2 separate regions of the Homo sapiens genome follow, and region 1 is linked to region 2. A link is an interaction called in ENCODE POLR2A ChIA-PET data of the cell type or tissue named here. Cell type or tissue: MCF 10A. All regions are shown on one strand. Links, peaks and the distances in the headings refer to the core of each region. The heading gives the core; the rest is flanking DNA. Region 1 overlaps PRUNE2 (prune homolog 2 with BCH domain). Region 2 has its middle 27 kb from the start of VPS13A.

Evidence for each region. Peaks named below come from ENCODE experiments on the same cell type or tissue, not always from the same donor. Only the 100,000 strongest peaks of a DNase experiment are listed, where the experiment ranks them.
Region 1: POLR2A ChIA-PET joins it to region 2 with 5 read pairs; 2 of 35 experiments call an interaction of 5 or more read pairs at or near these places.

Annotation. Positions count from the first base shown.
Region 1 is chr9:76,865,634-76,868,557 of GRCh38, forward strand. The region is part of intron 1 of PRUNE2 (prune homolog 2 with BCH domain); the gene reads right to left. Among named protein-coding and RNA genes, the nearest start is that of PRUNE2, 39 kb to the right of the region's middle. In MCF 10A, for the core only: no CTCF peak of the experiment used is centred there; a DNase peak (open chromatin) is centred at 1,328.
Region 2 is chr9:77,149,562-77,152,485 of GRCh38, forward strand. No RefSeq gene overlaps it. Among named protein-coding and RNA genes, the nearest start is that of VPS13A, 27 kb to the right of the region's middle. In MCF 10A, for the core only: a CTCF peak has its summit at 1,380 (motif pointing left); DNase peaks (open chromatin) are centred at 1,390 and 1,790.

The DNA.
Region 1 (2,924 bases), core at 95-2,594, 280 kb before region 2:
TTTAACTTTCTTGTAATGTCTTTGTCATGTTCTTATGAAATAACAGTATCATGGGATAAAACCTTGTTAATAGCACAAAAGTCAAAAGTTATACTATAGGCTGCAAATAATCATTCCTGTCTCAACCTTAACAGGCTCTCATTTCTCTCCCTTCTTTCTCCCTCTCTCTCCCTACACACACACACACACACACACACACACACACACACACACACCAGAGCATTATGACATGTGCATTATGCCCACTTCATGATCTAAAGTTCCAAAACTGAATTAAAATGATTTTATAAAGTAATGGATTTTATGAGTATTAAGTCATCACATATTTTCCTCTTTTCTCTCAAGACAAGATTCTTGACTTCTGAGTTGCTACCACATTCTAATTCATCTATTATTCTGAAGATATAGCAGTTGCAATAATTTCATTTTTAAATATCTCAAGCAGTGTGTACAGGTACACTATTGAACTCTACCAAAACATGACTTGCTATTAGTACATGCACATCCAGCAGGCCCAATCCTGGGGCCTAACATAGATACAGAAACCACCAAATTAGAAGGGCATAATTCTAATTAGCTACCAGGTGTTTCTTAGCTCTGTCCCCAACACTTGCATGATCAATGCATGTCTAGCATAAAGTCACTCTGAAATTCAAGTTTAAATGATTTCAAGACAAAAACTATATCCATTATATTAATAATCAGAGGTACAAGGGTTTTGCCCTTAGGCACTGATTTTACATACAGTGATTTCTAACAAATTCCAAAACTTCATATAGTGTTTTTTGCGATATTTTGTAGTTATTATAGTGTCTCATTCGGTTGACAAAATGTGGGAAATATTTTGTAAAGTTCAAATAACTTCCTACTGCCTATTCATAAGTAGAATGACAACAAGACATACGCCTGCCTTCCCCAAGGGTTGTTAAGTATTCAACTTTAGCCCTTTTTGCAAAACGCTGGCAATTTTTGAAGCTGGGAGATGGGCACGTGGAGTTCTCTTTGGCCTCTCTGCTGACGTATGTTTGAAAACTTAAGTACAAAAAAGGAAGGAAGGAAGGAAGAAAGAAAGGAAAGGAAGGAGGAAGGGAGGAGAGGAAGGAAGGAAGTGGGTAAGAAAGGAGGAAGGGAAAGAAAAGAGAGCGAGAGAAAGAGCGAGAGAGAATGGAAGGAAGAGGAAGAGAGGGAGGGAAGTAGGGAGGAAGTTAAGAGGGAGAGAGGGAGCGGATGGTCAGAAGGGAGGGAGGAGGGAGGGAATGCCCTTTCCGCCCGGTGCTGTGAACAGCCCAGGCCCCTGTGTGCACATTCTTGACAACGGGTCATGTCTTCGGTTTCAATCTGTGGAGGTGAATCAGCACTCAGACTTGTGCCTGGTATTAGTCAACCAAATATTTGCTGAAAGAGTGAATCAAAGCAATAAATAAGAAGCCCAAATTCTGAGTTCCTGGGCAGCTATAGCCTAGGCTGAGATTAGAGTAGCAAAAACAAGGGAATGGGTTGTCTGCCATCCCACGCACCTTTCTCCTCCCCCACCAACTGCTCTGTCCTCTCCCACAACACCATCAACCCCCCGCCCCCGCCCCCGCCAGCAGGTGTTTCATGCTGTTCATGGCTTTCTTTTTTATCTTTTATCTTATGCGGAGAGGGTAGGGGAGAACAACAGTGTGTTTATGACACCATGGGTACCCAACAAAGAAAAAACGAACCGCATCAGACCACGCAAAACGATCACACACCACGCTGACATGATTCAAACACCATCTCCTGTGATATAACTGAACAAGGAAATTGTTCTCAGTGGAGCTAGAATTTAAGGCTACATCAGCAATACTTCCAAGAGCTGTCAGGTTGATTCAGTATCAGAAAAAATGACTGGAGGAAAAGTAAGGACTGAGAGCCCTCACCTTGCTTTGCTTTTTGCAGTTTTGCTCTTTTGTTGTTGTTGTTGTTGTTGAGACGGAGTCTCACTCTGTCCCTAAGGCTGGAGCGCGGTGGCACAATCTCGGCTCACTGCAACCTCCACCTCCTGGGTTCAAGTGATTCTCCTGCCTCAGCCTTCTGAGTAGCTGGGATTACAGGCGCGTGCCACCATGCCCGGCCAATTTTTTTGTGTATTTTTAGTAGAGACAGGGTTTCACCATGTTGGTCAGGTTGGTCTCGAACTCCTGACCTTGTGATCCGCCCACCTCGGCCTTCCAAAGTGCTGGGATTACAGGTGTGAGCCACTGCGCCCGGCCGGTTTTGCTTTTTTCTCTTAATCTTGACAGCCTAATGTTATTCCTAGGCTCTTGTGTACATGTATCTAAATATTTATCCTGGCTACAAATTAAGACAAAAACAATAAGATGTGGAGAAATAGCCCCAAATTCTGGTTCCAATCTTAATTCACTAGAGCACTCAGGGGTGCTTCCTGCTTTTCATGTCATTCCTTTTTCCCGTAGACAGGAAAAAGAAACCCACTCTATATGCGAGGTGGGTGTAGACGAGATTTCTTTATTAACTGTTTCCTGACAATACATCAAGAAAAAACCTCATATGACTCAGTACATACATGACAGGCAGTAAATGGTGGCATAGGACATTTATAGTAACTTATATCAAAAATGGAGAAAAACATCCAAAATAACAAAGCTATGATACCATTCGAAACTCTTCCACCTGTCTTTTTCCACTCTTCCAAACACGTTTCCAAGCCCTCCACTTAGAATACAGAACCTTCTGAAAAACAAACTGTTCATCTTTGCACAGACATGTGCCATGAGGCTGCCTTGCAGGTGTCCACACATACACTCAGGCCTGAGCTGGTTTACTGTGCCCACCATCCCTAGCAATCCCCTGGACAAGGTGCATACGGGAGGACCACGGAAGTTAGTTAACAGCCATTAGGGAATTCTGTAGGATAGAACCCTCCCCTCTCCCCTAAT
Region 2 (2,924 bases), core at 247-2,746:
GTCTGTAATTCTAAGATGCAATCCATAACAAATTTGTCTTTTCTCCTTCTTCTTCTTCTTTTTTTTTTTGAAATGGAGTTTTGCTCTGTCACCAAGCTGGAGTGCGGTGGCGCGATCTTGGCTCACTCCAACCTCTGCCTCCCGGGTTCAAGCAATTCTGCTGCCTCAGCCTCCTGAGTAGCTGGGACTACAGGTGCCCGCCACCACACCTAGCTAATTTTTGTATTTTTAGTAGAGACAGGGTTTCACCACGTTAGCCAGGGTGGTCTCAATCTCTTGACCTCGTGATCCGCCCACCTTAGCCTCCCAAAGTGCTGGGATTACAGGCGTGAGCCACTGCACCTGGCCTTTTTTTTTTTTTTTTAATCTTTACAAAGAGTTTGATCCTTTCAGAAGTATCAGGGCATCGCATCTTTCTCAGTCTGTTTCCTTTACCTTTCCAGGTACTAACCACTAACAATCATCTGTAGGTTTCTTTGCATTTCTTAGCAAACAACTCACATGTAAATTCTGTTGACATCTACAGGCACTGGCAATTCCTGCTTCTCACATCAGCTCTCCTCCTTACCTGTTGTGTAGCCTGACTGTTCATTTATCACTTTTCTTGCTTCCTAGGTTATCTAGATTTTAGTTTACATTGAACAAAACTTTGAAGCATGAAGTACAGAAATAATTGTTCTGTAGACTTAATTGCCTCTAATAAATTGACCCTTTATTGGGTCCATTTTCCTTTTCCCCTCAAAGACATTTAGTTATTCCATAATTGCTGTTGACATAACAAAAACTTTCAAAAATATTTATATTGCTACTCTCCAAAAGATAGTAATAAAACAAGAGTTCACTTTCATGATATGTAGAAGTTCTTCCTAGTAACTTTTCCCCATATATATTTCATTATTTGCATCTCCAAGTGATTAAAAGGATGCAGTACATTTTAAAGGATAGATTTGGACAAATGTGGACGTTATTCAGAAAATAATAATATAATTGTTTATCATTTTGTGCACATCCTCAAGTTATTGTACCTTTACTTAGAAATATAACAAATATTTGTAGTTTTTTTATTAAGAACAGCCATTGGAATCAAGATTAAATAAATAATTTTTGTTTGGTAATATATATTAAATTTTATGTTTTGTTACTAAGGAACAGTTTAAGACTTTTGCCCCATTTCACATATTCAGACTTTCATGATCACCCTTTCAAAATGATAAGTCAGGTCTAAAATGGATTAACCTTCCTGTTTCTCAGTGTGAGAAGTAATGAGTGAGGCAAATGTAAATTACTTTTATTGTTTTTATTGGCACAAGTCAAAGAAAATGCATCAAAAAGAACATCAACTCTGAAGGAGTAAGTTGGTTTCCTATTTCAGCCAATACTTGCTGCCATCTGCTGGCCTAAACGGAAAGCTGCAAGGAATGGACAGCTGTGTAGAGGGAGTTGGATCAGGTTTGTGCCAGAGCATTTACATAGGGCAGGGAGGAGTTAATTACCCAGAATTGTCCTTTTAGAAATACTGTCCACCCCAGCTTCAGAGCCAGCACTTTCTGACTGGCAAAGAGAAGAAGAGGGTAGATGGTTGATGGCTATCTGTCCCCAGAGTAATAAGTATTTGCCGTGGTCTAAGAGTCTGGTGATGGGCACCTTTATTTCAAGCTCCACCTTCCTTACGCTGGTTTGCAAAGCAATAGAGTGCATTTCTTATTGTGTGGCATAACATTTCCTAAAATGTTGTCTCAAGGAAAACTCTCTCTCCTTGGTCAGTGGTTGAAGGTTAGGTACAAATTGCAACATTCAGACACAGAATTTTGAAATATGTGGGTGTTGATTCTAAAATAAGGAAAGGCCGGGCGCGGTGGCTCACACCTGTAATCTCAGCACTTTCGGAGGCCAAGGCAGGTGGATCGCTTGAGACCAGGAGTTCAAGACCAGCCTGGCCAACATGGAGAAACCCTGTCTCTACTAAAAATACAAAAATTAGCTTGGCGTGGTGATGCATGCCTGTTATCCGAGCTACCTGGGAGGCTGAGGCAGGAGAATTGCTTGAACCCAGGAGGTGGAGGTTGCAATGAGCCGAGATTGCACCACTGCACTCCAGCCTGGGCGACAGACAGAGATTCTGTCTCAAAATAAAAATAAAGGAAATAAAATAATACAAGAGTTGGCACAAAAATCTGAATTATGCCTCAGATATGCTTCTTACAGTTTGACCAAAGATTTGAAGGGTTCATGCTGATACATGGAAGAGGAGCATTCTCAGCAGATGGAACAGATAGTACAAAAGCCCTGTAGTGGAAGGACTGGCGCATGTTCAAAGGATAGCTGTAGGATAGTGTGGCTGAAGCAGAGTGAGCCAATGTAGAGCAGGTCATTGCTTCTCTTGGAAAATGGGAACATCAGAACACAGTGGGCTCCATTCCCACATTGCTGGGGCAGAATATGGCTGAGCCTATTAGGTGAGACATGAGCTTCCCTGCTCAGCGCCGTTCCCATCACTTCCTGTTATCTCCCCACACAAAGCCAGAGGGTCAGTTGTCATTAACCATCTTTGCCATATATATATGTGTGTGTGTGTGTGCGTGTATATATGTATATGTATATATATGCATATATATACATATATATGCATATATATGTAGAGAAAACTCTATATACACATATATACACACACATATTTGTGTATATATATACACACACACACACACACACACATATATGTAGAGACTTTTCTTTTAACCTATGTGAGACAGAGCCTGCTCTGGCACACCCCTCTTTTCTTTTTAGTGACTGACATATCTTTTATCAGGGGATGGCATGGACCCAGTTAAAACTTATATTTTCCTTTATCCCTTGTAGATAGTAATGACCAACGACATATATGTGGAAGTTTATGGGCAGGACATCAGGAAAGATTCTTTTAAAAT